Regions from separate parts of the Mus musculus genome. Here all the other regions are linked to region 5. The links are chromatin loops, found by intact Hi-C in ENCODE. Cell type or tissue: left cerebral cortex. All regions are shown on one strand.

Evidence for each region. Hi-C counts contacts between places; a loop is a spot of excess contacts. Peaks named below come from ENCODE experiments on the same cell type or tissue, not always from the same donor. Only the 100,000 strongest peaks of a DNase experiment are listed, where the experiment ranks them.
Region 1: it touches region 5 in a loop (2.1-fold over the local background); 2 of 42 quality-filtered maps call a loop at or near these places.
Region 2: it touches region 5 in a loop (2.7-fold over the local background); 2 of 42 quality-filtered maps call a loop at or near these places.
Region 3: a loop joins it to region 5, with 2.3 times the contacts of the local background. A loop is called at or near these places in 12 of 42 quality-filtered maps.
Region 4: a loop joins it to region 5, with 2.7 times the contacts of the local background. A loop is called at or near these places in 5 of 42 quality-filtered maps.
Region 6: it touches region 5 in a loop (2.3-fold over the local background); 2 of 42 quality-filtered maps call a loop at or near these places.
Region 7: it touches region 5 in a loop (7-fold over the local background); 40 of 42 quality-filtered maps call a loop at or near these places.

What each region holds. Positions count from the first base shown.
Region 1 is chr3:107,332,536-107,336,535 of GRCm38, forward strand. Rbm15 (RNA binding motif protein 15) reads right to left here and starts at 754. Exons shown (of 2, transcript NM_001045807.1): 1 at 1-754. The coding sequence starts at 545. In left cerebral cortex, a CTCF peak has its summit at 1,595; DNase peaks (open chromatin) are centred at 151, 716, 1,098 and 1,426; H3K4me3 peaks cover 1,956 bases; H3K27ac peaks cover 1,825 bases.
Region 2 is chr3:107,611,361-107,615,360 of GRCm38, forward strand. It overlaps Strip1 (striatin interacting protein 1), which reads right to left. Exons shown (of 21, transcript NM_153563.2): 19 at 3,955-4,000; 20 at 3,235-3,439; 21 at 1,172-2,106. The coding sequence ends at 1,859. Among named protein-coding and RNA genes, the nearest start is that of Gm10961, 18 kb to the right of the region's middle. In left cerebral cortex, a CTCF peak has its summit at 1,775 (motif pointing left); a DNase peak (open chromatin) is centred at 1,781.
Region 3 is chr3:107,354,946-107,358,945 of GRCm38, forward strand. No RefSeq gene overlaps it. Among named protein-coding and RNA genes, the nearest start is that of Gm35700, 7.9 kb to the right of the region's middle. In left cerebral cortex, CTCF peaks have their summits at 2,355 (motif pointing right) and 2,560; a DNase peak (open chromatin) is centred at 2,393.
Region 4 is chr3:107,577,955-107,581,954 of GRCm38, forward strand. No RefSeq gene overlaps it. Among named protein-coding and RNA genes, the nearest start is that of Alx3, 15 kb to the right of the region's middle. In left cerebral cortex, a CTCF peak has its summit at 1,724 (motif pointing left); a DNase peak (open chromatin) is centred at 1,726.
Region 5 is chr3:107,231,931-107,235,930 of GRCm38, forward strand. A630076J17Rik (RIKEN cDNA A630076J17 gene) reads left to right here. Exons shown (of 3, transcript NM_001256174.1): 2 at 680-750; 3 at 1,648-2,101. The coding sequence ends at 1,887. Prok1 (prokineticin 1) reads right to left here. Exons shown (of 3, transcript NM_001357885.1): 3 at 1-3,758. The coding sequence ends at 3,639. Among named protein-coding and RNA genes, the nearest start is that of A630076J17Rik, 3.3 kb to the left of the region's middle. In left cerebral cortex, a CTCF peak has its summit at 1,784 (motif pointing right); DNase peaks (open chromatin) are centred at 1,529 and 1,763; H3K4me3 peaks cover 213 bases; H3K27ac peaks cover 531 bases.
Region 6 is chr3:107,603,909-107,607,908 of GRCm38, forward strand. It overlaps Alx3 (aristaless-like homeobox 3), which reads left to right. Exons shown (of 4, transcript NM_007441.3): 3 at 363-491; 4 at 863-1,967. The coding sequence ends at 1,171. Among named protein-coding and RNA genes, the nearest start is that of Alx3, 11 kb to the left of the region's middle. In left cerebral cortex, a CTCF peak has its summit at 1,600 (motif pointing right); a DNase peak (open chromatin) is centred at 1,595.
Region 7 is chr3:107,465,259-107,469,258 of GRCm38, forward strand. Slc6a17 (solute carrier family 6 (neurotransmitter transporter), member 17) reads right to left here. Exons shown (of 12, transcript NM_001293689.1): 12 at 2,290-4,000. Among named protein-coding and RNA genes, the nearest start is that of Kcnc4, 8.4 kb to the left of the region's middle. In left cerebral cortex, a CTCF peak has its summit at 1,537 (motif pointing left); DNase peaks (open chromatin) are centred at 1,505, 2,751, 3,098, 3,451 and 1 more place; H3K27ac peaks cover 1,269 bases.

The sequences.
Region 1 (4,000 bases), 100 kb after region 5:
TCGCTCAGCTGGGACCCCAGCTCGCTGATCTTCAGGGTCTTGTACTCCACGCCGTCCCCGCCGCCGGGCGCGGAGGAGGCGGCCCCGGAGGAACGTGACTCCCCGCCTCCACCCCGGGAGCTGCTGCGCGACTCGCCCCCGCCTGAGGAATTTTTGGTGCTCGGGGAGCTGTAACTGTGCAAGCGGCTACTGGAGCTGCCCCCGCCGGTCTCGTACTCGCGGCTGCCGCCCCGGCTGCTGGACTTGTCCAGATGAAGGCTCCGCCGCGACCCGCCGCTGTCCGTCTTCCCGCTGCTGCTCCCATTGCTGCCGCCGGAGCCCCCTAACTTCTTGCTCCGCTCCCCACGAGAACTGGAGTCCTCACCGCCACGGGAGCGCTTGGGCTTGACCGGCGAGCGCTCCTTTCCTTTCATTGTTGAGGGTCGCCGGAGGTCGTCTCTGCGGAGCTGACTAACCCGCCACCCCGCGCTCGTTTCACACAGCGGACTCGCACGCCGCCATCTTGGACTCCGCCGCGGCAAAGGCTCCCGCCCCGCAGACCTCATTGGTCAATTAATTCACTCTTCAGCCTTCTCATTGGAAAAACTATTTGTCCGTCTTTACATCTCCCCGCGCTCCGGGAAGGCGCCCGCCCCGACGCTGTTATTGGGTTCCCAACGCCCTAATCCCAGTACCTCATTGGTTATATTCGTTGTCTATCTTAACGGTTCCTCGCGCCAGGCTGTAGCTCCGCCCCTCGCACTTCATGGTCACCTGACCCAAAGCCTAGAAGCGTTGATTGGACAAAAACTCTGCCCTGTAACGGTACTTCTAGCACGGCGAACGCAGCGATCCCACCTTCTCTTCCCTTTCATTGGTTTGTGGCCACGTCTTTTAAATCACTATCGGGAAGTCTGGACATCAGTTCAGGCGTTTTTTCCTGAGAATTTGGCTCTCTCCGATCTCGCGAGAGACAAAGAGCTCGCTCGCTCACTCGCTCACTCGCTCGCTCTCTTTCGACCCCAGTCTTCCAACTTCTCCGGCGGCTGAAGAAAGTTTAAATCTGATTGGATGTTGACGAGGAACATGATTGGATAAAAGCGCTGTCCATCACTCACTTAAAGGAGTAGGCCCATAAACTGAGGCGTCTGAAGGTGAAAGACTAAGACCACGCGCTTGCTGTGCGACGTCACTTTGCTGTCGCGAGATGGTGACAGTGAGTCAGGCCCGCCTCCCCGCGCTTTCGGCGTTCTCTTAAACATTTGTTAGGTCCTTACGGCGTACTTGCCTGTGCTTCGGTCCTTCGAGTCTGGAACTTGCGGGCTCCTCACTGTCCTGTCTGGGCGGGACAATGGGCTCGGTGGTCCTTCCGGCTGCTGGCCCTCACTCGATCCGCCTAGGCAGCTGTCCCGGACAGTCCAGCCGACACCATCTTAGTTAGCTGCCTGAAAAAGCCCCACCCCCGTGCGCGAGAAAACGCCTGCCCCGGTCTGTGCGGCCCGCTGGGGCGGTGAGTTCAGGGTTCACAGAGCCTCGGGTCACGCTGACGCCCTGGGCGGTACCGAGTCACTGCCCGCCCGCGGACACAGGGAACAGCGCCGCGGAGCCCTGGCCAGTCTCAGTGGCCGCCTTAGGGCCCGCAGTGTCCTGCAAGCCCACTTACTGGTCCGACCTGCAGGACCACTTGCAGATTTTTGCTTCCTGCTTTATGTTGTGAATCCCTGTAAGGTTTGCATTTATAAAAGATGTGTGAGACATAATATAGCTGTGCTTTGCTTTAATGTGTCACACTTCTCACTGTGCGGACACTACATTTATCTCGTTTCTAGGACTCCAGCACTCCGATTAATCCATAGTAGGACCCAGTAACATGGCCACCTTGCTCCCTCCTATATCCACTTCCTTTGACTCCTTTAACCGTGATTCCCGTCTAAACGCCTCCCGTCTCCCACCTCTGCGACCCCATGCACCTGAATCTCTTAAGCTTATGTAATACTGGTGATCATGAGATTAGATGCGTAGTCTATCCCACTAGCGTTTACCTCCTGGTGAGAGGAAATAGGCTTTTTGCAGTCTTCCCAAAAATGTACCTAGGAGAGATGAGAAAGATTTTGGTATTTACATCTTCTAAGACTGAGTAGAGAATGTGTTTTAAAACAGGACATTTTACAAGGTGATAAGAATGCCCTTCCCCAAAACTTGAATTCTAAATTTATAAGCTACTTGAAGATTAGATACAGCAACCTGATTAGCCCTATTTCAACCGTTTTGTTTTGTTGGTATATAACCCTGAAATTGGTGAACAGTTGGGCCAAACTCTCTTGGTCACAGCAAAAAGATTTGAAAGAAGCTCAATATGTAAGTTATAAACCGCAAAATACTATAAAGCATAGACATATTTGTATATTAAAAGTAGCTGTTATGTGGCTTTTGGAACACCTGTATCCCAGCTGCTCTTGCGGATAGGATCACAATTGCTTTCTTCATTAGCTAGAGTAACTTGGTAACTTGGTGAGATTCTGTCTTAAAACCACCCCTACACAAAAGTCTGGAGACATAGCTCAGGACCCTTGGACACCTATGTGAAGCTCTAGGTTCAATTCCTAGTACTGGGAAAAAAAATTCTTTTAAAGATTTATTTAGCAGTGCATGATGGTGTACCCCTTTAATCCTACCACTTGAAAGTCAGAAGCAGGCAGATCTCTGTAAATTCAAGACCAGAGTTGTCTATATAGTGAATACTAGGCCAGCCAAGACTGTATAACGAGACTTTGTCATAAAAATATTTATGTGAATGTCTGTATGTATGGTAGTGTTCTAATATCCAGAGAAGCCAGAGAGGGTGATAGAGCCCCTGAAGCTGGAGTTACAGGGTTGTGAGTCACCAATCTGGGCCCCTGGGAAACAAACTGTAGTCCTCTGTAAGAGCAGCAAGTACTCTTCAACGCCTGAGCCATCTCTCCAGGCCTGCAAAAATAATGTTTAAAAGATGTTTAAATAATGTTAACATAAAATGCCATCAGTCAGAGAAAAAATGTGTATAATAAACTACCAGTTGTGGTTTTAAAAATCGTGGATTACATATATATGCTTACACTTTTATTGAAATTGTTACAGAGATTGCTCTTAGGGGCAGGGATTAGCAAGAGAAATTTTCCTTGTAGGATTTTAGTTTAAAAATGTACAATAGTAGGGTATTTCCTGAAGACCACCTCATGTCCTGAACACAGAGTCTCAGCAATTATAAGATCATGTCCGTCTTATTTTTCTTTAAGTCTATAATCCTATTCACATTCTCCCCTGCTCCATTATTCTGTTCCAGGCATGCCTGATACATTTTTGCCTCAGATGTGGAATCTATCATTCCTACAAGAACATTCCTGTTCTCTTTAGTGGAAAATGATACTGAAAAATAAAAACTTGGATATTGGGAGATAAAGTAGTTGTACACACAATCTCTAAAAAAGCATAAAGAACTTTTCAGAGGTGTGTTCATCTATTTTAAGATTATATGAATACTAAAAAAACAGGAATTGAAGTTAAACCTTAACCTGATTACTCAGTGGAATAGTCAATCCAGAAAAACTTGGAGTGACTGTTTTCAGCCTAAATTGATTAACGCAGGTGATTCACTGATGCAGAGGCAAGATAAGGACCAGTCAGTGTAGTTTCTCAGACCTAATGGCAGGAGCTTGAGGGAAGCAAACTGAGAACTAGAAACTAGAACTGAGAAAAAAAAGAACTGAAGGAGATGGAAAAAGGACAAACAGCTTAGTGGCTTGTCCTTTGAGAGCATCGGGGAGCTTCAGAGAAGCTGCTTTTGCCACTTCAGACAGTGTGAGGAAGGCTTCCAAGGGAACTGGTGTGCTTCCTGGAGCCAAGAAGACTGATAAGTTTAATGCTAACAGTAAAGGCCATCACCTTTTGACAACAAGGGTCAAAAATAAGTTTGTTACATATGTTTGTCCATGACAACAAAATGAGGTCCTAAGCATTAAAAGTATAGTCATTTATATATTCT
Region 2 (4,000 bases), 380 kb after region 5:
ACCAGGCTAAGCAATTTCAGAGAGCTGGATGCATGCTGGATTAAGAATGTAGAACCCACCTTCCTCAAATAGAAATCTCAGCATCTATACTTCTTGTTCCAGCATGTAGCAGCAGATCCACCATGCAAACAAGAGTGGTGAGACTCCACTGTCCTATGCAGGTTACCGTGTGGGGAAAGAGTCAGCTACAGGGACTTTCCAGCCCATAAGGCTATGTGACTTTCATGTTCTGACCCTTCCCCCTGGCTATTATTAACCATGCCGCCACATGAAAGCACATCCCGGCACTTAGCAGGTTGCAGACCCAGCAGGCACTGTATCTAAATACCAACAAAACAGGCTTGCCCTGGAACATTTCCTTTCTCAGTCAAGGCTCTCCTTTTAGAGATTTAAGATCTCATACATACGGCCTATAGGGGACTTCTAGGAATTACGAAAAAGAACAGTCCTGTCACTAAAGTCACAAGGAGGTTAAGCCTGAAGAAAGGAGCCTGAGGCTGCTATCTGAGCCAAATGAGGTTCTAGGACTTGAATGGATCTGTTCCCCTTGTTTCTCCCTTAGCCATAGGAGACACCTGCACTCTCCATCACTCTCCCACCATGAAACGGATTCCTGATAGCTCTGAGCACACAACTATCCTCTGTCCCAACCAACTTCACTTAAGCCTAGTACTAACTGGCTTGGCTGAGGACAGCTGCGGCGCGTCATCCCGAGAAACTTGACGTCTCTACTGAAACTACAGCAAGCCTAGCAGTCAGGACCCTGATCCTCAGCAAACCCAGAACCCTAAAGCAATGTGCCCAGACTGATGTGGGCCGACGACCAAAGTACTAACCCCTCCTTCCCTCTACAACAGGTAGAAAAGGCAGGAAGGCAGGCAGGCCAGAGCTTAGCCGGGTAGCCTGTCATGCTGGGGAAAGGGATTCTTGAGAGAACTGATCATTTTCAGGCCATATTTCTCAGAGAGAATCTCACATAGCCTAGGCTGAACTTGAACTATGTAGTCAAGACTGACCTAGAACTTCTGATTCGCCTGCTTCCACCTCTCAAGTGCTGAGAGTACACGTGTGTGTACCACTACCCAAGGCTTCTTTCCTACCAGGTAGGCACTCTAGTGCCTGTGCTGCATCCCCAGTCCCCAGAGCCTGCATCTACACACAAGGCAACACGGACAGTTTTGCTTTCTTTTAATGTAAACAGAATACACAAACACAATAAAAACCCCACCATGACACCAGAGATCACACAGAGTTTTGTATATTTACAGGTCATGGCAACCGAGAGGAAACCGGCACCTCTGGCTTCAGGAAGCCTCACTCCACCTTTGACCACATCCAAAACCAGGGTGCAGAGGCTGTGTGTCCATCACTTCTGGACAGAACTCAGCAGGATGCTGGGATGGCACGAGATAGTCCCAGAGCACAGCCAAGGTGCTGACTCTGTTCTTGGCCCTCAAGCGGACCCTCCTTCCTGACCAGCTGACATTGCCAAAGCTGCCCAGGAGTCTGTGGGACCTCACGATACAGCTGCTGTCGAGAAGGGATGCCAGGCCCGGCTCAGCTTTCCCCAGCCTAGGGCTAACTGTGAAATGAGTTTCAATCGATCATATCCAAGAGAGGAGGGTAGAAGCTGGGCAAGTGGAGGGAGAGTAGATCCCAGCTTGGAGATGACAGCTCCTGAGTAGGATGCTGGGAATCAACCAGAGGCTAACCTGGGTTCACTCACAGGCCCAGGGCAGGCTGTGGAGGACTCAATGGAGCTGTGCTGCCACCTGGAGGGGAACAGGAGCACTGCAGCAATGGTGAGGACAGTCCCTCAGGTATGAGACAGACAGATCATGGTCTTTTCCAGCCCTCTTCACTGCAGCAGCTCTTCCCAGGAAATGGGCTTAGAGAAGACCTCCCTCTCTAGCCATAGGTCATAGTTCATCTGGAAGTCCTCAGGAAGATCTACCCGCTGGCCCAATACGCTCTGCAGGCAATTGTCCACTGGCAAGAAGTCAGGGTTGCTGTGGGTCCGGTCATAGCGCCGGGCATTGAAGCGTTCAATGTTGGCACGGAGAGCACACTCCTCTGCCTGGAAGTCCCATGGCCGGGCATCAAGATCTGGGGCAAAGCAGAAAACTCGGTTAGGAGTCAGCCCTATAGCAGCTCCCCTTGAGTAGGAGCGTGATTTTAACCAGAAGATCATCTCCAAAGCCCATCCTCAGGAGAGGATAGTCAAATATAAGGAGAAAATCCTTAACTCTGAGAAAGAGACTTGTTCCCCCAAAACATGTCGACAGACAGGAGAGTCCTGGAAAACTCGTTTTTAAAGCACAGTCTCCCCTTGGTTCTAGATGACAGAGATAACTCCGAGACTCCATCATCTGCTCCTCCTCTCACCTCCATGACAAAATGTCATGCACCACCTTGAGCCCAGATGCCAGGCATAGTCACAGAGTGATGTGACTGCGACAGTGTAACACAGCAACACCAGGTAAACAACAGTTAGACTGGGAGGATGTAGATATCCAACAGTCTACAGAGGCCCAGGAACAGGAGGCAACATGGCTAGCGCTCAGGGACCAAGTGTAGTTTCCCTCTGTACCTGTACAGTCTATTCTCAGGCACAGAGGGCACACTGGAGAGCATGGGCATCTGTGGCTGCTGGGATCTGCAGAGCTCCTGAGAGCAATCCTCAGCTGGTACTGAGGTTTCATACTCTGTCCTGGAGTCTTGGGTGTGACAGAAGCTGGGTACCAGCACACAACGGGCTTGAAAAGAAAGCTGCAAACTCTGGGATCAGGCAAGTGAATGATTGCCCCTCCTGTCTTAATGTTTAACTTCATTCCTATGGGAACTAGAAAGCTAACAGGAATCTTACTCAGGGGCAACAGCATAGGATGGGTGTGTTGAAAAGATTACAGGAGCCAAATCTGAGGCCAACAGTGGGGAGAAACTAGAGGCAGAGCCGGTGAGGATCTATAGATTTAGGTAGCTGCAGTAGGGATAAAGAGGGGATGGAATCTTATGGCAATTTCTGGAAAAGACAGGATTTAGAGTGGAGGGACAGAGAAACAGATGAACACAGATACTGAGTAGCTTCCCAAAGTCTTGCCCAGAGCCACTAAAACTAGATCCCGGCCCTGCTCAGTGCCTAAGGGCAGAGAAAACTAAGGTACCACAGGCAAGGAGTCAAGTCATCCCTTGTCCTACCCTCTCCCACTCTTGCGGCGTCATATGTGGCCTCACCATTGCCGTACGCCCAGTCATCGTTCAGCCGGTGCCGCACCTTCTGGTAGATGGCAGACATCGTCTTCATGTTGCTCTTGCGCCACTGTCGCCCCAAATACTTGGTCTGCACCTTGAGCAACTTCAGCACGTAGAGCTGCATCATGGCCTGCTTCACCTTAAGGGCCCGCTTCAGGATGGGTGCCGACTTGAACACCACCAGCATCTGGGCGGCCATGGTGGCGGCCATGGTGAGAAAGCAGTAAGTGTGAGTGCCACTACATGGTCACTTAGCACTTCTGGGGTAGCAGACAGGACCACAAGCCATGCAGTTTCTCTTGAACTCACTGGTTCACTGGCACCTGAAGTGTTAGGCACTAAGACAAGCAGAGCTATAGCAAACCACTAAGGTTGCAACCCTAATTATGGCTCACTCTGTAATCTAATCTCTGAGAACTCATGGACCTTCCTTGTTCCAAAGCATTGCAGGGCTAAGGTGGCTCCTGACTCCTGCCCATCACTTCCCACCCAGGATCAGAAAGATCAGAAAGTGTCTGTGGTTGAGGGTTTGTTTCAGGGCATGCCTGAGAGTCTCTTCCAGCTTCTGGTTGTACTCATCAGAGAACCAGAAGTCTGCAGACCTGAACGAGGACGATGCTGCCTGGGAAGCCCCACCCTGAGGACCACGTCCCAGGTGAGGCGGGCACGGCATGGCCCAGGCTGGCTGCAGCACCAACTCACCATGGTTCTCGAGTGTTTCCACTTGGTTAGCTTGTTCAAGATCCGA
Region 3 (4,000 bases), 120 kb after region 5:
GACTACACTTTGATAATCATACTAGAGTGCCTTTTGAAGGATGTTCTCCCACTCCTATTCCCTGAGGTAATTCTCTTTTAGCTCCCTCACAGTACCACATGAAAGGCAAAAGGAGAGATTCTCAAAGGTATATGCACAAATTCAGGCAAGAGTGGTACAGCTTGAGGCAGTTCTGCAGTTGGGTTGAGTGTGGAAAGAGTTAAAGTGTGTATGCATTCGCACTCATGCTTGTCATACAATACACATGCCCACGTGGGTATGGGCACTCATGTGTACATGTGGAGGGCAGAGGTCAGTATTAGTTAGTTGTCCAGTTTATTTTTCAGGACAGGATCTCAGTCCTAATTAGTTTTGATTGTTACCTAAATACAGTCCAGGGTTATCTGAGAAGGAAAGCCTTGACTGAGGAATTGCCTAGATCATGACGGCCTGTGGGCGTGTCTAAGAAGCTTGTCTTGATTAGGAATTGATGTAGGAGGGTCAAGTCCACCATGGTTGGTTCCATTTCCTGGGAAGAGGTATCCGTCCACATAAGAAATGTAACTAAAGCCGGGCAGTGGTGGTGCACGCCTTTAATCCCAGCACTTGGGAGGCAGAGGGCAGGCAGATTTCTGAGTTCGAGGCCAGCCTGGTTTACAGAGTGAGTTTCAGGACAGCCAGGGCTACACAGAGAAACCCTGTCTCGAAAAACCAAAAAAAAAAAAAAAAAAAAAGAAAGAAAGAAAGAAAGAAAAGAAGGAAGGAAGGAGGGGGAGAGAGAGACAGACAGACAGACAGACAGACAGACAGACAGACAGAAATGTAACTAGGCACTAGCCTGTGAGCTAGCAAACTAGTGAGCATCATCGTCCAATGGTTCCTGCTGGACTGAGATGTAACACTACAAAAAAAAAAAAAAGAAAAAGAAAAAAATTCACTTTCAGGTTCCTGCTTTGACTTTCCTCTATGTTGTCCTGTGACTAGGAAGGGTAAACTAGATGAAACAGTCTTTCCTTAGATTGCTTCTAGTCAGTTACTTAACATTAACAACAGACAGGAAATGGTACCTGGCTAACAATCAGGGATCCGCCCATCTCCACCCATCTCACCCACCCCACACTAAGCTTATTACTGCCAGGTTTGACTGACTTTTACCAGGGTTCTGGGGTTCCCAGCTCAGATTCTCATGTTTGCACCACAAGCGCTTTACTGAGTGGGCCCAGCCTCTTAAGTGTAGTTTTGAATACTAACTGTGGAAAGTCAGGTGGGAAGAATAGCCCATCCTTTATGCGGTTGTTTGAATACGTTAAACACAGCACATGACTGCTTGATTCTTTTTCTCTGCTTTACTTAGGTTTTGGTTTCTGTTCTTTCACGTTTTTCAAGATGCAGAGCCAGCAGTGTTCTTGGAATGAACACCCAAGGTTTGGGGATTGGAAGGTTGGGTGTGAGCATCATTGTTTTTTTCTTCCTGTATAATCACCAGAGAAATATTTTCTTCTCTGTGGCCCCACTTTCCTCATCCTTAAATTTAGTTTAAAAACAAAATAACAAATTTCATTCCCTGATATACAGCACATGAAAGAGCTCCGTACGTACATTTTAAATAGAAAACACAGTATACATAGAAATTAAAAGCCTCTCCAATTCTTTTACCATACTACTCAGAGGGCTGCTGTGGCAGGCTGTCATGACCTATAAAACCGTCAGCACTAGGTGGTCCTTTTGTGAGTCTTCTAGACTTTTTGGTTTTTAAGATGTCTTTATCAAGACAAATCTCTCAAAAGTAGAGGGCTCTGAGTGGGCTTTCTGCTTGTGTTTAGGGAAACGGAAGTCTCAGAGATGTAGTTGCTAGTGAAGGCTCTGAAAGGCCACCAGGAGGGCAGACAGATCAAACTTCTGAGTGATGACCTGGGACAGAGCCAGGACTTCCAGTAGATGTGTCAGGAACAGATTCAGTAGCAAGTAAAAAGAGTGTTCTGAAGATGCCACAAGAAAACAGAAGCAACGACTCGGAGAGGAAACGAGATAATCAAGGAGGGACTTCAGATGGCTTTAAGGGACTGGTCAGAGGTAACGCAACAGGTGGTGGGGCAACTTACTGACTTGGCTTTGCTGACTCAGTTCTCCCTAGCCAGGCAACAGTCCTTGAGGGAGGGAAGAGGAGGAGCCTGTGGGGAAGCAAAAAGAAGGAAAGCAACTGGGGAATTGGGCCCTGGTTTGGCTGAATGTAACGAGTTTGCAGAGCAGCAGTCCTGACTCTGGCCTCCTTAGGCCCCAGAGCCTAGAACGGTACACAATCCTCTTACTCAGTTAACTCAGCAAACATTTATAGGCCTGCGAGTCAGTTCCCCGCAGTAGACCCACGTGGGATTGCTAGCCCTGGCGAGCCTCCTGCCTAGCGACCAGCAGAGGGCAGAAAAGACCCGCAGATGCCAAACTCTGCACAGCCTGCAGCCTAGCTTCTGGCGGGGAGGGGGGCGGGGGGAGGGGTGTGGGGAGAAACTAGGTCACTTGGTCCTGCCAAATGGCAACATTGACAGGGGTGGACACACTGGGACTCAACACAGAAACTGTGAGGCCTCGAACACCACCTTGCCAAGAGCACTCATGCCTCTGGGCTTGCAGAAGTCACCGTTGCTTGTAGAGGGAAGGATGAGATCGTGTGTGTGTGTGTGTGTGTGTGTGTCTGTGTGTGTGTGTGTGTGTGTGTGTCTGTGTGTGTGTGTGTGTGTCTGTGTGTGTGTGTCTGTGTGTGTGGTCTGTGTCTGTGTGTGTCTGTGTGTCTGTGTGTGTCTGTGTGTGTGTGTCTGTGTCTGTGTTGGGGGGGTGTTTGGTTTATTTTGCTTGAAATAGCTTGCTGCAGTACTTGGCTTTTTTTTTTTTTTTTAGATAAATTCTCACTCCAGACTCCAGGCTGGCCTGGAACTTAGGGTCCTCCTGCCTCACAGTGATGTACAGCTACATGTGGGATAGCTCAGGGTCGGGGCAAGGAAGTTCTTCCATCAAACAATTAAGTAGCAGGCTCACCTCAAGCTGTGTTTTAGAGTAAAGGGGAGGCCAGACCCATGCAGAGCACTGATGGGTGGGGCAGGTTGCCTCAAGAGAGTTTACCAAAGCTCAGAGCCCTCTTTGGTCTGGGAGGAAACTTCCATTTGGAGGTGAGGGGGAGGGCTAAGTGGACGGATGTGGCTAGGTGAATGCCAGATCATATTTCTTAATGGTTAGAGGACAGACTTGGAGTCAGATTAGCTCTTTCTCTTAGTCTTGCCAACCAGAGGTTATGAAACCTTGAGTCGGCCATTTCCAACCTCGTTTTTCTCCTCTGTAAGCTGGTGAGACTGTCATAAAGATGAAGTGGAAGAACTCTCCAGTGTGTGAAAGTGTTGTTGAGTCTCCTCCCCTCTGTCCTTCTTAGTGGCACACCATGTACCAGAATCATATCTGTGACAGGTACCTCTTGTGCTGGACAGGGAGGAGGGACACCCACGAGGCTATTAGTCCTTCAAGTAAACTTGTCCTTCAGGAATGCTGTTACAGTGGGGCCAGGAGGCTCCTCTCCATCGATGCACATAGTACCCTGCTACTAGAAAATGTGGGTGTCTGGGGCAAATGTTTTTCTGGCTCCTCAAATCACAAGGCCTTTGGGGGACGAGGAATTAGTAAGTTAAAAATGGTCTTGATGAGAGGAAAGTTGGAGACAGGATGATACTCCATTTCTTCTCATGGACTCTGTGAAACGTAGAAGGTCCATCTGAGTGCCTTGTCTAGGACTGCTTTATATGAGTGAGTCTGGAAGACATTATGCTAAGTGAAACATGCCAGGCTTGGAAAAACAAATACTGCATGCTCTCCTGTGAGGAAGCCAAAAGTCAATCTCGCTGAAAATGAGCACGGGATGGTCGTGACTCGAGGCTGGGGAAGGGCTGGCTAATGCATAGCATTGTGCAGGAGGAATATATTCTACTGTCCTATCATCACAGTAGGGGGACATAACTTATGGTATATTTCAAAAGAGCTG
Region 4 (4,000 bases), 350 kb after region 5:
AGGGCTGTGGCCTCTGCTCCCCCACCACCACACCCCGCCAAAGCTGCTGGCCCACAATCTGGGGGAGGCATGGGGCCTCTCAGGGTGTGACCCAGGATGTGGGGACCTGCAGGCTCCTCAGAGAGATATGCAGAGGTGAAAGGGCAAACCTGTTTCTAGTCTTCTTATCAGGAATAGCTGAGTGAAAGGGAAGTGGACAGCCCTGGAGGTCAGGCTGTGGGATCATGACTGGGGGGTCATGGCTGGGGCAGGGCTCGGCCCAGAGGACCTTGGAGGAGACCCTGCTTGGCAGAGAAGGGTAACATGAGGGCCAGGGAGGGAAGGTCCTGGAGGGACAGCCTGAACTCAAGGAGAAAAACCTTGACAAACCATCTCAGTTTATTCAGACTCAGAGAGACTTCCCAGACCAGGACTCTCAGGTTCAAAAATGGGATGGTGGATCACCTGAGGCCCAGCCTAGGTAAGGGACTACAGGACTAACCTGCTTCCCCTCATTTGATTGCCTTTTTTACTTCTGTTCTGCTCTCCCATTGTGTGCGTTCCACAGTTTTAGTGCAATGCCTACTGTGTGCCAGGCCCACTGCCAGACACTTGGAGTCTCCAGGTAAAGGACAAACACAGCCTTGGCTGTTCCTGAACTTGGAGATGACACAACTCTTCAATGCCCAGGTGGGATCTTTACTCCTCCCCCTACCCCTGTGGGGCCTTCCTCCCTGTGAGGGCTATGTCTTACACAGTGTGCCAGCTCATTGTGGGTACCTAGCACAAGGACCTGTACAGGAAAGTGCTTGATACTTGTCTTGGCCATGGGCCCTAGGCAGGCAAGAGGAGGGTGGTACCTCATTAAACTGTCAGTATTCCCTACCTCTTACTCTCCTCCCCACACTCACAAGCACACAGGCACATTTATCCTTCAAGTGGCAATCTCCTCACCTTAGAAGAGTGGAGTTAATACATCCTCAAGCAGGCATCCACTCTCAAGCTGGGGAGCAGGGAGGGACACAGGCACCAGCTTTGGTCAAGGGAAAGGTAGCATTTGGGATAGGTGGGTTGTGGGGAGATAGGAAATGGTTTGGCTTCTCCTAACTGAGAGATCTGGACCTTGGGCTCCAGCATCCTGCTCTCTCAAGAGCCCAAGCTGCAGAGAGCCCAAGTGTACATGCCAGGTGTACATGAGGGCCTTTTGGAAAGACAGAGGCCGGCCTAGGATCCTGCTCCTGAGGAAGCCAGTGGGACTGTGAGAGGCTAGGTATCTATAGACTAGCAAAACTAATTAATGGTGGGATAAGGATAGGAAGAGGCTGGGGACTGCTTACAATATGCCTCTGCCCACCTAAGACGAGGAGATTTGCATCACCGAAGCCACCAGTGGACTGACCATAAGCTTCACACAAGAAGGAGCTCCAGTATCCCCTGTTGGTACAGTCCATGGGAAGTGCTGAGAAGAGGCTCTAAGCCAGTGATTCCTTCCTAATGCTGCGACCCTTCAATGCAGTTCCTCCAGATGTGCTGACCCCCAACCATAAAATTACTGTTGTTGCTACTTCATAACTGTAATGTTGCTACTGTTATGAACTGTAATGGAAATATATGTTTTCAGATGGTCTTTGGGGGTTGCCACCCACAGGTCAAGAATCACTGCTCTAGGTAAATTCTGCAAACACAGTGACCAAAGCCAAAGCATGAAGGGGAGCCCCGCACTTATGTTCTGCCCCCTGGTGGCAGTTTTTTATATTGCAACCCATGGTATTTAAGAGGAGCAGGAGTGTGAGACTTCTGAATTCAGTCGCCTCATCTTTGGGGCCTGATCTTCAAGTATCACTAGGATGGGGCCCCTGAATATTCTAGAAACAGCTGAAACCCAGCCATTCCCAGCTAACCGGGGACTGGAAGCAAGCAGGACGTGAGAAGCTGAGCCATAGAACCTGGCAGAATGGTCTATCCACAGACCAAAGAGTCAGGGAAGAGGAGCAGGGACAGGAAAGGGTCTTTGTTTTGTTTTGTCTCAGATGTGTTTCTTTTATGTGTATGATTGTTTTGCATGCTCCAGTGTCTGTGCAACACATATATGTCTGGTGACTGCAAGGCCTAGAGGGTGTGGGATACCCTTAGGAGTGGAGTTACAGGTAGTTGTGAGACACCATACGGGTTCTGGGGATCAAACCCAGGCCCTCTGCAAGAGCAAGGAGCACTCTTAACCATGGAGACATTCTCTAGCTTCAGCGCTGGATTCTGTTTTGTTTGTTTGTTTTGTTTTGTTTTTGTTTTTGTTTTTTGGGTTTTTTTTTTTTTTTTTTTTTGAAGTTCAAGCATCCAGAACTGGGTTAGAGCTTAATCATAAGCTTTGGTCTCTGATACATTTCACACTTGCATTTAGTTAACTAGTCCCTCAGCTATTTTTCACAACAGCCAAACTCCTATGAACTAGGGAAATCCTGTCCTCATCTGTAAGCCAAGCCTCCCTGATTTCTGCCAGCCTTCTCCCAAAGGAAGCTTCGGTGGAAGTACACAAAGTGGGGTGGGTGTGGCTGAGACAGAGGTAGAATTGCCTGCTTGTCCTCTCTCTGCCCACGCTGCCTCAGATAGCTTCTAGAATTTGCGTTCTATGCCTACAGTGTTCAAACAGCATGGATCTGTCTTCCCTGTTCCCATACCCCAGTGTACAGCACATGTCTGGTCTAGGCTGTGATGTTCACAAAGGCTGGGTGAAACTTAATAGGTGAGAGGGACGTGTTCCAGCGCTGCCAGATCCCTGTGGGGACTAAGATGCACAATGCCTCTCTGCCTCAAAATATCCCCCATGTTGACAGTGCTAATGCCCGTGCCTAAAGTTCCCCTATCATTGCAGAGTCTGGCCCTGAATGTCCCCCTGGTCCCAGAACAAATGCTACATCCCAATGAAGCTCTCCCAGATGCTGCGTTTGAACATCCATCCGTTTTATGACACCTCTCCCCAACATTCTTCACACTCACTCAGCCTTGCTCACATTCCCTGCCTCATTTCCCCAAGAGCTAAGGTCCTGCCGGCATCAAGAGCTGGAGGCTGACTGGCTTTGCCAAGCTTCTTAGTACTTTCACAGTGCCCTTCAGTAAACGCTGGAGAAGGAAGAAAAGGTCTCTGGATGCTCCCCGAAGATGCTAGGTCTACAGAAGGGCCCGTTCATGTGCCCCAGGAGTGACACCTGGAACCAATTTGACCTCCTATGACATTAAGTTGATCGGATCCAGGACTGTCACCAAGCAGAGAGCACGGAGGGGATTCAGGATAGGTCACTTTGGTTGGAATAGGGGTCTCTCAGGCCCACTGGTGCCAAAGCCACAAGCAGAGGATGTGAGACCTGCCAGTAAGCTTTAGCTTAGGAAGAAGGGCCAGAGAATTACTAAAGGAGGTCTGTCTGTGTGGCTCTGAGTCTGCCTCCCAGAGCCTGTTCACCCTGTTTCAAGGGCCTGGCAGCCTGGGACAAAGGGGACTGCTTCCCTTTCCGCCCCCCACCCCACCCCCAGAACATCTGGGACTACATCAGACATTCAGATCTGGTAGAGAAAATTGTTATGGAAATATGTAACCGTGAGCCATTATCAAAGGAAAGTCTTTAAAGTCCCTTTCAAGCCCCAGCCCCGGCAGAGGGGACTGGAAATTGGAAAACTGGGAGCCGATTAAGGGACCATCAAAGTGGCCGAAATTCAATCCAATCTGCAGGTTCTAAGGATGACTAGCAGACCCTGTCCCAGCCCAGAAGACTGCAAATCTACTGTTTAAAAACCAAATGAACCGGCATCATCAGATCCGGGTATAAAGCAGACTGTGCCCACAAAGTCTTCCCTGGACTTCCCTTACATCGGGAAACCCGAGAAGCTCGGGCCCTTGGGGGAGGCTGTCTGTCCCTGGGGAGGCGCCCAGCTTCCAAGGCTTCGGTCTTCTCCCCACCCCACTATATCCCTAGTTTGAGCAAGGGCCTTTTGTCTCCTCAAGTCTCCTGAGGTCTTTCTTCTGCATTTG
Region 5 (4,000 bases):
CTTTTTAATATTTTGATCCACAGTTGGTGGAATTCCCATGAAGAGCCCCAGGGTCCGGAGGGCTGACTATATGCGGTTTGGGTCACGTGACGCTATATGTAGCTTTAGTTAATAAGGTATCCATTCTCCTCGCCCTCCTGTTTGAAGGGAAGTCAAGCCACTTCGCAGCACCCAGCGCACCCATTCCCCACAGGAGACTCTGAGGGTCTTCTTGCCGCACCGCACCCAGTCCTTCCTTCAGGATCCTGAAGTCGGGGGAGGGGGAAGACACTTTTGCTAACCTTCCTCTTTTCAACTTTGTGTATTTTAACACTTTCAAAATAGCTGCATTGTGGTGTAATCCATATAGCACACCATTTGCCCTCACAAACCATACACTTCAGCAATGTTGCCGATGCTGACAGATTGTACGGCCATCTCCACAATTTAATTTTAGAACGTTCTTGTCACCCTTAAAGAAGCCTGAGTCCCTTTACAGTGCCTCGCCATTTTTCTGCCTTCACTCCACCCCAATCCTAACCAACTATGACTTGCTTCCTGCCCCTGTGGGTTCGCCTGTTGTGGAGTTTTCACATAAGTGGAGTTGTACCAATGTAACCTTTTATGACTAGCTCCCACTGTCTAATGATTCAAGGGCCCCTCGTGCTATGAAGCATATCTGTGCCTTATGTCTTCTCAGCGCTGAGTGATACTCCGTGCTTGGACATCATATTGTCCTCATCTGGAATGGAAAGGAGCTTTTCGTACCAGGTCAGTTCTTTGCTTTCAGTGCCCAGCCCTGGTCAGGGAAAACATCCCAGAAGACACCATTAGTGTACCCTAGGCCAGCATGTGCTTCTCTCTACCTACATGGCTAGGTATGATTTTTTTTTTTTTTTTTTTGCTTTTTAATAAACTGCACACAAAGCCTCGATGTTGGCCCTTTGGCTGGTCTGAGCTGACCTTGGGTCAATGATTTGGGTCCACTCGGCAGGGTCAGCTCTGAGTCCGCGTCCAACCCTGCAGCCTTTCTTCCCTCTCTGGTCTTTCTCCTCAGCCTTAGGAGCCTCTTGCTCCTCCATGGTCCAGTCTCACCCCTGGACATGGACTTCAAGAAGCCCTTTCATCACCAGGTAACAACTGGATAGATAGTAGCTAACTCGAGTTTCCCTGGACCTTACTCAGAATGCTAAGAGCCACACTGAGGGGAGTTTGAAGATGAACGGCAGACAGAGGAGGCTCTGGCAGGAGATCTGGAAGCGTTGGTCCCCACACAGCCTCTGCTCTGGCCTCTGGCCTTCTGGGGTCCCCACACAGCCTCTGTTCTGGCCTCTGGCCTTCTGGGTCTGGCCCTTTTGTCCTGGGAGGATGGGGGTATCTCTAGGTCCTGGCTACCTAGAGAGTGATGAAAGCAAGTCACTCAAAATGAACCAGAGATGGGGAGGAGTCCGAGGGATTTAGCTTCAAAAGCGGCCCTGCAGAGCCTGCTACATCCTGGTGATTCACAGAGGGGGGTGGGGTGCAGAGGGTGGAGGATGGGGACCTTATTCACATCTGCTCTCTCGCTCTAGAGAACCTAAACCCCACAGGAAGGAAACTGTGGCTTCCCCACTTGTAAGGTGGAGCAGGACAGAGTGTTAATAAAGAGTTGTTTTTGTGGTCCTTCAGGAGGCCGGCTTCTTGACAAGCACTGTTCAGGATCTCCAATGGAGTCCAAACCAGGAAGAACTCCCACGTCTATTTCTGAAATCATGCAGTCCTCTTTTCGCCTTCACGTTCCTTGCTACTTCCACATTGTCCACGAGATGGCGCCAGATACCAATAGTTGAAGATGGAAGCGTTGGGCCTAAGAACAGTCACTTAAGCTGCGGATGGATCTTGAAAGAATGTCAACTTTGCCTCTCCTAATTCTTCTAAAATATATTCTTAGTTGCATACTAACCCTATAGGTAGTTTTTTATATCCATATTTCTGAAGAGCATATTCCTGAATATAAATACTACTCATGAATATATGTTCTAAGCCTCCTAACCTCTCCACTGTCCTATCTTTTGCCACAGCAGAGAAGGTAGAGACTCATTAGACAGTCCTCAAAATTATGACATTAAAAACGAAAATGAATACAGTCACATTAAATTGTTGGTTCACCCTATAGTTCTGTGGGTGGCCTGCCCTAAGGCTAGGATGGACAGGCAGTGTGACTGTGCAGGGGAGCTCCATAGGCCACCCCAGTATCTTATCTATGGAGCATTGAGGCACTGGCTGTAGGCCACTGCATTCAGGGTTGCTCTGTGTGCTGGGAGGGACACAATCTGGGGATTGGGACCCGAGGGCAGTTAGTGGAACATGGAGATCTGTCAGACATGGGCCCACAGACTTAGAAAGGAACTTTACATCTAGGAACCAGGCCTGGAGCCTGAAAGGAAAGAGACTGTGGTCTGCATTCAGGGAAGAGCTGCACAGGTCAGCAGAACAGGTGACAATGTCTGTCTAAAGGGGACAAAAGCACAGAAAGATCCCTGTGCTGTCCAATGCCCAGGCTAGTGGGCCCTGGATTAAGGACTGAGCAAAGACCGGTAGAGGGCAGGAACCCAGGGCCTCGGAAACCTCAGTGAACTCTCCTTAAGGCTCCTGAGAACCAGAGTGGGTGCAGCACCCTGTCCTTTCACGTTTTAGGTTCTTTTGGTGTTTGTTCATTCATTAGTTTGTTCATTTGTTTGTTTGTTTGCTTGCTTGCTTGCTTGCTTTGGATAGCTGTCAATGTGGCCCAAGGCAAAAAGTGTAAGCTTACTGAAAAAGAGATTTGGTTGTTGCAACTCAATTGCTCCTTTCTGAACTTTGTAGAGGGCAACATTTTGTCACAATGTTGCTGGACGCCCTGTATCTAGAATAAGAATCGGGGTGGGAAGAGTCAGCTGTACCAGAAACCTGCTGTAGAGAAAGCTCCCAGGCGAGGGTTCAGGCTCTGGACCTTGCCAGCTCCATCACTGACACAAATTACTATCACACAGCACACGTGGCCTGTGGGTCGAAACTTTGGCATAAACCCAAAGGGACTGATGCTTGGCTCTGAGAGTTGCAGTGGCCCACGCCAGTCTCCTCCATAGAGTTTCTGCATGTTCCCATCCTTCCCAGCTGACCTCTCGCACCACCACAAGCACGAACACATCCCCAGAGCCCTCTAAGCTGCCGCTCACCCTAGCTCAAAGAGACCCTGAAATCCTCTCGCTTTAGAATAGTGTCCTAAGAAGTGCTGACTTTGGACTTAACAGTCCTAAAATAAGGAGCCAGTCAATAAAAGAAAAATGGAGAGAAAGTTGATCATCCACCCCACAGACCCTGTGATTTAGTGGTGCATCCATGGGCCAGTGCCCAGAAAGGTGTGGTTTAGGAAGAAGCGCACATGCAGGAAGGGGCAGGCAACTGAGGAGGCCCACACTGTCACAACTTCAGGCAGTCTGAGCCAGGAAGGTCGGGCTGGCCAACTTCTCAAGGCCACGAACTCCTCTCTGCACCCTGGTGAACTATTCCATAGCGGAAGGTCTGCCTGTCTGCACATACACGGACAAGATGGGGAATGGCGAAGTTGCAGGGAGCTAAATCACACAGGTGTAAAGCAAGAGGTCACCCAGTCAGGCTCCAGACAGAGTCCAGACAAACTAAAAGTTGGCATTCTTCAAGTCCCGGAAGCAGCGGTACCTGCCGTCCGGGAACCTGGAGCACAGCAGGCTGGGTGAGCAGGGACAGGTATGGTGTTGGCGTTTCCTCAAGAAGGGGATCTAGAGAGAGAAGAGAGTGGCATGTTAGCCACAGGAAAGGCCTGCAAATGTCCCCTGCCAGCCAACAATAGTGGTGACTGTATTCACCTTGGCACAGAGTGACTCAATGATATGCCCACATCACACAGCTGTAGGAGCCAGGATTTGAACCCAAATCAGGCGGACTCTCCACACTCAGAACATGCGTGGCCCTGTGGGCAGATACCCTCCCACCTCTGCTGAGTGAATCTCTTTGCTTACCC
Region 6 (4,000 bases), 370 kb after region 5:
AAGAGGACAAGACTCACTCACACACTGGCACACACCTAAGAGGTATCCTGGGCTCCTGAGGCTCACAACCCCCCTTCCCCTACAACATTGTGAAAAGAGCTAGCCAAGCCGGAGATGAAGAGAGTGACTCAGCCTAGGGAATGGTTGCTGGGGGCTCTGGGGGCCAATAATACTGCTCTAGGATTGGGCATCTCCCAGGCTCTCTCGGCCCTGGGAACTGTGGATTTCTAAGCTCTTGCCACTTGAGGTCCTGTGGCTTGGATGTAGATTGTAGGAAAGGGCTCAGTGATTGCCCTCACCCCTTAGGCCTCAGGTCTCAGGGCTGCTCCTGCACCCCTTTAACCCTTCCTAATGGTCCCCAGGTCTGGTTCCAGAACCGAAGAGCCAAGTGGCGGAAGCGTGAGCGTTATGGGAAGATGCAGGAGGGGCGGAACCCCTTCACTACAGCCTATGACATCTCCGTACTGCCCAGAACTGACAGCCATCCTCAGGTGAGACCTTCAGTCCCACCTTTCGTCAAGACCGGCTCCTGGCCCGTGGGGTTGCCAGTGAGAACATGTACTCTGGAGGAGGAGAGGAGGCTGTAGCGTCTGGGTACTGTGTTATGTGGGCAAATCACTTCTTCCTCCACAGAACAGGGCTATTGCCTACTCTGGTACATACAGAACAGAGAAAAATCAAAGAAGAAAGTGTAGTTCTGAGAAGCCATGGCTGGGACACCCTTGATGCCAGAGTTGGGGAGGGGGATGGGTCTGGACCAAGTGGAGATTTCTAGAAAGCTTTTGAGGCTTCAAGAACAAGGAAGGAGCCACCAGGGTAAGGCAGGTAGCTCATATCCCTTCTTTCCCCCTTCTCTTTTCAGCTGCAGAACTCCCTGTGGCCCAGTCCAGGATCTGGAAGCCCAGGGGGGCCCTGTCTCATGTCTCCAGAGGGCATCCCCTCTCCATGCATGTCCCCATACTCCCACTCCCATGGAAATGTGGCTGGCTTCATGGGAGTGCCAGCCTCCCCTGCAGCCCACCCTGGCATCTATTCCATCCATGGCTTCCCTCCTGCCCTGGGAGGGCACAGCTTTGAGCCTTCTCCGGATGGTGACTACAAGTCCCCAAGCCTCGTTTCACTCAGGATGAAGCCCAAAGAGCCCCCTGGCCTGCTGAACTGGACCACGTGATGGGTTACATGGGCACAGACTGAGCTGTCCACTTCTCTTCCTGCTCTGACCTGCTCCTAGCCCATCTCTACCTGGACACCAAACAGCAAACCCTTTTACCTCCATAACCTGGGTGGTTCTGGAAGCTTGGAAGAGGAGCTGGGACCCTCAGCCTCCTGCAGGGAACAGGCTACAGGGTCTTATTTCTTAAAATAGGTGGGGCTGCCTAGGAGACAGGGACTTCAAAGCAGGTAGGACTCCTCCTTATAAAATGGCTCCCCTCATTTAAATTGGGCTGGAGAAAAGGTGACAGATGCCCCCTGTTTTCCAAAGACTGTTTCTAAGTCCAGGGAGCCCAGGAAGATGGGAGGAGGGTGCAGACTAAACAGGGAGGCGCTCTCTGTGGTTCTTAGGGCTGGCCTCACTTTTGCCTTCCTACCACCAGGGGGCGGTACGCTCAGCTCCTGGGACTGACAAGATCCCAGACGGTGAAGGTCAGCTCAATAATAGGTGGGGGGGTCTCCTCTGTTCCAAGCATCCCTCACTTCTGCCCTGTGCTAGTCTACAGAGATACTATAAAGTCATTTTCTCCAAGTAGGGAGAAGAAATTCCACCAAACATTAAATATTTGGATTTGCTTTCATGGGATCAGGGATATGCCATGAAAACCATATTGGACATCGATCAAAATAAAAAAAAAATTTTTTTTCCAGTTTCTGAGCCCCTGATCCCCAGACCCTGATTTTTGTAAAGATACTTTTGTTTTGTTGTAGTGTGCTGCTTAGCATAGTAATAAACACAATAGTGTTTTTCATTCTAGGCTGTCTATCCCCAGGGGTGTGGTCCTCTGTTGCTTTAGGGCTGAGTTGTATATAGGATCTAGGTTGGGCCAAGCTCTCCTGCAGGGATAGCAAGAATCCAGGAGCCTATACTAAAAGGTGTAGAGTCAGTGCAGAACCCTCAAGGTCAAAGTGTGCCATGCCTGGCTCTTTCACCTGCATGGGCTTAGCTTTGGCAGGTCCTGAGAGCCTCTAGTGTGGGACTTATTTGGCAGGGAAATTTGGGGGCAGGAATGAGAGTAAGCTTGTGGTTGAACTGACCACGGAGAGAATGGAGGGACAGCGATCATATGGAGGTTTTGAGTGCCTGTGGGCTGGGACCCCAAGGGCTGGGGGGTGGGGCAGCTGTCTTCTCCCAGATGCCCCAGAGAGCATGTCTGAGCTATGGGGCAGAGACGAAAGCCAGAACTCTTTCTTGTGGTTTTCGAGTATTACCCATTCTCTCCCTCATTCCCACTTTCTGCCTTATCTCTGGAGCCTGGAAGGCAGGCAAAAAGCAGGCCTGGCCCTCCCACCCTCCCAGTAAACACAACCACATTGCTCAGAAAAATTCCACTCAGCTCAGCCCAGCCATCCCCCACCCCTCACCTCATCTTTCAGGCACAGACAAAGTTCCCAAGCAGGGACCAAGTCTTCTATCCGATTCCCTAGCCAAGACAGCGACTGTGAGGTGGCCGTGCACCTCCATAGGTCCTCCATATCATCCTTCTTTCTTCTTTTCACAAACTGGTGAAGAGAAGGCCACTGGCAACTTCTGCCTTTTCTATCGTGACCCTGGTAGAAAGAGAATACCGTCTAGAATGACCACTGATAAGCCACCTAGACATTTACCCACTGGTCTGTAAGGGAATCAGGGCTCAAGTCCCTATCTCTAATTCCAGGGTACACACCAGTTCATTAGAAATGTCTGCACCCACAGAATGGGCAGTGAACTTTTAGCCCTTAGGTCCCACAAAAAGCCAGAGAGCTGCTAGTATCAGTTGGATCTCTTGCTGTGAGAGAATACACAACAGAAGCAACTTAAGGAAGGAAGACTGTATTCTGGCTCATGGAACAGTTTTTAAAGGCACAGTTCACCGTTCTGGAGGAAGCATGGCAACCAGAAGGTGAGGCAGCTGGTCACATTGGGTTCACAGTCAGGAAGACAGACACACTCTGCCGTTCAGCTTGCTTTTCTTATTTTCAGTCTGCGACTCCAGCCTGTGGGATGGTACTGACCACAGATGCAGTTCTAGAAACCTGTTAAAGTCTTACTCCTAGTTCGGTGGGCGTTGTGCTATGCCAGGGATACCACTGGTCAGGGAACACACAGCTTCTCATCTCCTAGTTCAGAAAGACAGAAAGATGGAAGGGGAGACTCTGTGACTCTCAAGCAAAGGGGTCTGAAATAAGAATGGGACCAAACAGATGACATTGAGTCCAAGATGAAGTCAGCAAGAGTGGTAGATTCCACAAAGGCCACGGGCATCAACCGAAAAGGGATGGTGGCTCGGGCACAAGGAGACCGGATGCTGGCTACTGGCTCCCATCCAGGTGCATCTGCCCACAGCTCATATTTTTCTGTCCAGTGACAACTAAATGAAGAGAAAGCTAATTTTACAACCGCCCACTTCACACATAATGAATACGAATGGGCACCCCGGATACCTGTCTCGTGGGATTATCTGTGAGCTGACAGATCCTCCCACTGACTGGGTCATCCCAGCCAGTCTGTCCCCTGGCTAGGGCACAGACAGCCCCTCACCTGCTTCCCATTAGCCATGTTCCCCTCCTCCTCCATGCCTTTAAGACACAACCCCCGGGGTCTCCTGATACCCTGCCTCCAAGTTCATTCTAGAGGTTATCCTGTCTCCCCTCCCCCACCCCACCCCCGCCCCACCACTCCCAACCCCCCGATCCTGTAGTTTACCAAGGTCAGGCTGGGAGTTCTGCTCACTCCTGGGCAGGGAAACAGAAGTGGATCCACCTGGAATCCCAACTTCAGGAGAGTTGTTGCACACAGTGTGTCTTT
Region 7 (4,000 bases), 230 kb after region 5:
ATGCTAGGGCTGGATGAGGCTGTGTCTGATTATGATTAAGAAGGAAACAAGACAGGGACAGGATTGGTGAGTGCCTGCTTCCCTGGACAGGGCACCTTGTCTTTCCGCCTTCCTTGGCTTCTTCCAGGGTTAGGTTGGGACTGTCTTTTAACAATGGTACCAGGGTGCTGGCTCATTGCATGGGTGAAGTGGGGCCAGGGTTGGTAGAGAGAAGAGAGTAATAATCAGCATATATTCTATCCCCCTCTGGAAAACTGCTATGCGACGGTCCACCCGGCACCTCGGGAGTTCATTTATTCCTCCCAGCGCCTCAAGGAAAAGGTTTTATTGTCACACAGGTTCAGAGGGTTAAGTGGCCTGCCCAAGGTTGGTGACAGACTCATGATTGAAACAACCTCAAACAGCCTGCCCCTGGGGCCAGAAGGAAGTGGAAGAAGCTGTCTCTCCTGTCCTCTGGCATGCCCTTGTCATCTTCTTCCCTACTTACTGCCTCCATTCGGGACCCAAATCTAGCTGCTCCCCTCCTCATCAGAACAGATTAGCTCTGTGTCTCAGTTCCATGTTTCAGAGCTAATATCCTCTCAGGAAAAGCCTCCAAAAAGATGCCAAAGATGGACGATGGGCATATCTAGTGCCCCAGAATAGGTTTATTGTATGGGGACCCTCCCATCTACAGCGAGGCCTGTGGGCCTCTGAACAGATGCTATGATCCACAGACTGGTGGAGGTGATCTATTCCCAAGGCCAGGCCTTAAGAAGTGGGCACTGCCAGCTTCCACATTTCTGCTCTTGAAGTGGTCTCCCCATCAGATAAGGATTTGGTCGCTCTGACCAACAGGCTCAGCTGATCTCTACTCCTACGTGTTTTCACCCAAAAACTAAATATCTATATAAATGTGAGAAAGGCTCCCTTGGGACGTCCAGACCAGCTCTTCTACCCACGGGACATCACTTTCATTTCCACCCATCTGCTGCCCTAATTCATACTGGAATTCCTCATTCATAAAGTCATGAGGTAGGAAATGTTGGTTGTTTTAAAATTTGGACTGACATGGAACACTGCAAGAGATAACTGTTTCAGGATGTATTGTTGCCTTTGAACTATCCTCTCTCTTTCCTTCTCTCTTGCAAATTAGAAGCTGTGTCTCTTAGGAAAGGCAAGACCCAGCTGACACTGAACTTAGACGTGGCTTTGAGGACTCTGGCTTCAGAGTGCCACTGAAGTGAAGCCCTTAATGCCTTGTGTCTCTGTGTCTATGCATCCCTCCTGGAAGGATGGCTGCCATTTCAACCAGAATTACCAAAAGACTGAGTGACTGTGTGGGGAGTGACTTGTCCAGCACTGGGCCAGTCCCTTGTTTGAGAACTAAGTAGGAGATTTGATGTGACAAGAGAGGTGCTTGGCCAAACTCGGGCCAGTGAGTTCTGATTTGCCTGTTTGAGGACTATGGCTAACATGGAGAGACAGTTTAAGAGTGTTGCCAGGCTAAACCGTGAACTGAAAGGGATTCCTGCCACCTGGTGGCTGCTCGTGGAATGAGGGGTGGCAGGGAGAGGAAATGGAAGGTTCCTTTGGAGGACCCCTTCTGAATGAAACTGAGATCACAAGGCACTGAGCGCGGCTGGGATGGGGAAAGATGAGAGTAGTAGTATTCTTCTGAAGATTATACTCCGAGCTGAGGCAGGAAGAGGGGGTTCTCTGCCACCAGCCTCTTCCATTCTTTATGACCCTACATTCAGTGGGTGCCTATTTAACAAAAACTTGGGCTATCACATCTTATACTTCATCTTTATCTTCCACTGGAGATTTCAAAAGATATTATCTGAAGTTGAGGGGTAATTCTCTGAGAACTTAGAACATGGCTTGCTGTGAACTAGCTCACTTCCCTAAGGATTAGGTCAGTCCCCTGCCTTTCTTGTGTTTCCCCTCAGTCCTCCTTACATAGTGAACATATATAGTTTTCTCTGAAGCTGGGCAGGATAAGAATTGCCCTGAAAAGCCCTGGAGAGGACACCAAACGCCATCCTCATATCAGACGGCGCCCCACTTTCCTTACCTGGAATAACGTAGATTCAAGCACTTCCCTCAGAGAAAAATCTCAGGGGTACAGAGTTGCTGAGGCACAGTAAGGGCAAGCATGGGACCCACAAGTATCCGGGGACATGCCCAGAAAACTGGCTGCATCTCTACCTTCAAATTTCTCAGCCAGCACCCACGAGAATCCCATTTCACCCCATCCCAAAGCCTCCCTCAGCTCCCCTCCTGTAAGTGAAGAAAGGCAAGAGAGGGTGCTAAGAACAGACACTTTATTGTACAGCAGGGTGGGGGAGATGAAGTGGGGGCCCTGGGGTGACAATGCCTCATGCCCTCTCCTGGGCCAAGTGATCCTGACTCAGAGCACTGGCCACTCCAGGACACATGAACTTAAACTGTTCTGAACGTGTGTCAGGACCGGAAGTGACTGCCTGGTATGTGTTTAGGTCTGTACAAAGCAGGACTTCTCATGAGAAATGACCCGGGGCCCTCCTCCCCTAGCTCCCCATAGTTCAGACCTAAGAAGAGGGACTCAGAGGTGTACAGAGTCAGGTGTATTACAGCCTGCGTGATCTCACTTCTCTTTTCACAGTGGGCATACTCTAGTTGAGGGAAGGGTAATGTAGTGGTAAGGAAGGGAAGAAGAGCAGTCCCTGCCTGGGAATACTGCAGATCTGCACGGGGATTGGCTCATAGCCTCAGGGCTCACACACGAGCACGGCCTCTGGAGGACGTCTCCTGGCACTTAAAAAGCAGCAGCCAGCTCCTGACGATGTATTGCTTGATGGCAGAAGCCAACCCTATCTATAATTCCTCTGCACCTCACGTCTCCCCCACCACCCAACCTAGGCCTCAGGCTCCTCGCTGTCCCCATGAAGAGGGCTGAGGGCTCCCTGAGCAAGAAGCTGGTGACTGGAGCTGAGAGCTGTCAGAACAGGAACTCTTAGGTGTACCTCTGCACTGCCCCAACTCGAATGACTCAGCCCCGGAAACCCCTTGTCTCCTGGTAGGCACCGTATGAGCAGCGCCAACCAGCACTAGGGACCCTGCGCCAAGACTTGGAGACCCAGCCCTCACTTCCAGCTCTTCCACGGAAGCTGAGGCTGGTCTTCAGTGGTCAGGTGAGCCCACCTCATCTCTCCGGAGGAGCCAGCGGAGGTCTGAGAAGCGGCTGTTGCTTTCTGAGTACTCCAGACTTTTTCAAGGACAAGGGCAGGACCGAAGGGCAGAGAGATGCCTTCCTCCTAAGAAGCCCGGTACTGTCTGCCTAAGACATCGTGACTCCAGTGTGAACAACAGAAGGTTGACTGGAAAATAAATCTGAGGGCTTTCCACCCCCACCCAAGGCCCTCCTTCCCACCAAAGGTGAAATGACAATGAGTCACCTGAAGGAAACACGTGCCTTTCCCCACAGCTGGTGCTTCTTAGAGGTGCCTGTCCTGAGGTCTCACCCATAGAGCTGAGAGGAAGACACGGGGTCTTCAGAAGGTGATGAACACTGGGTGGGTGGGGGTGTCACAGATCAGCACCTTATGCACTCACACCTACGAATGTAACACACACACACACACACAGACACACACACACATACACACAACCATAGAGCTCTGGGTCCTATGTCCAACTCACAGAAGCAAAGATGTAGCCAGGACAGATTCTGGCTTACAGCAAAAGGCTACAACACACACTACAGAGCCCACAAGGCATAAGCAAACAGCCCTAGCTCAGCTCCACCCAGCCCCCCGCCCCCACCCCCCATCCCCCACTCACTGCAGGCTCACAGGCTGGGGCCTGGCCCAGCCACGCTACAAAATTAAAAATATATCAAATATACAATGAAAATAGATCTGTACGGCACTGAGGATGAAAATAGTCCACCAGCCACAGTATAATATTGGGTTTGTCATTTCACAGCATCTACACCCACATGTACAGATTGAATGTACAATAGAAATAGCATGTGGAG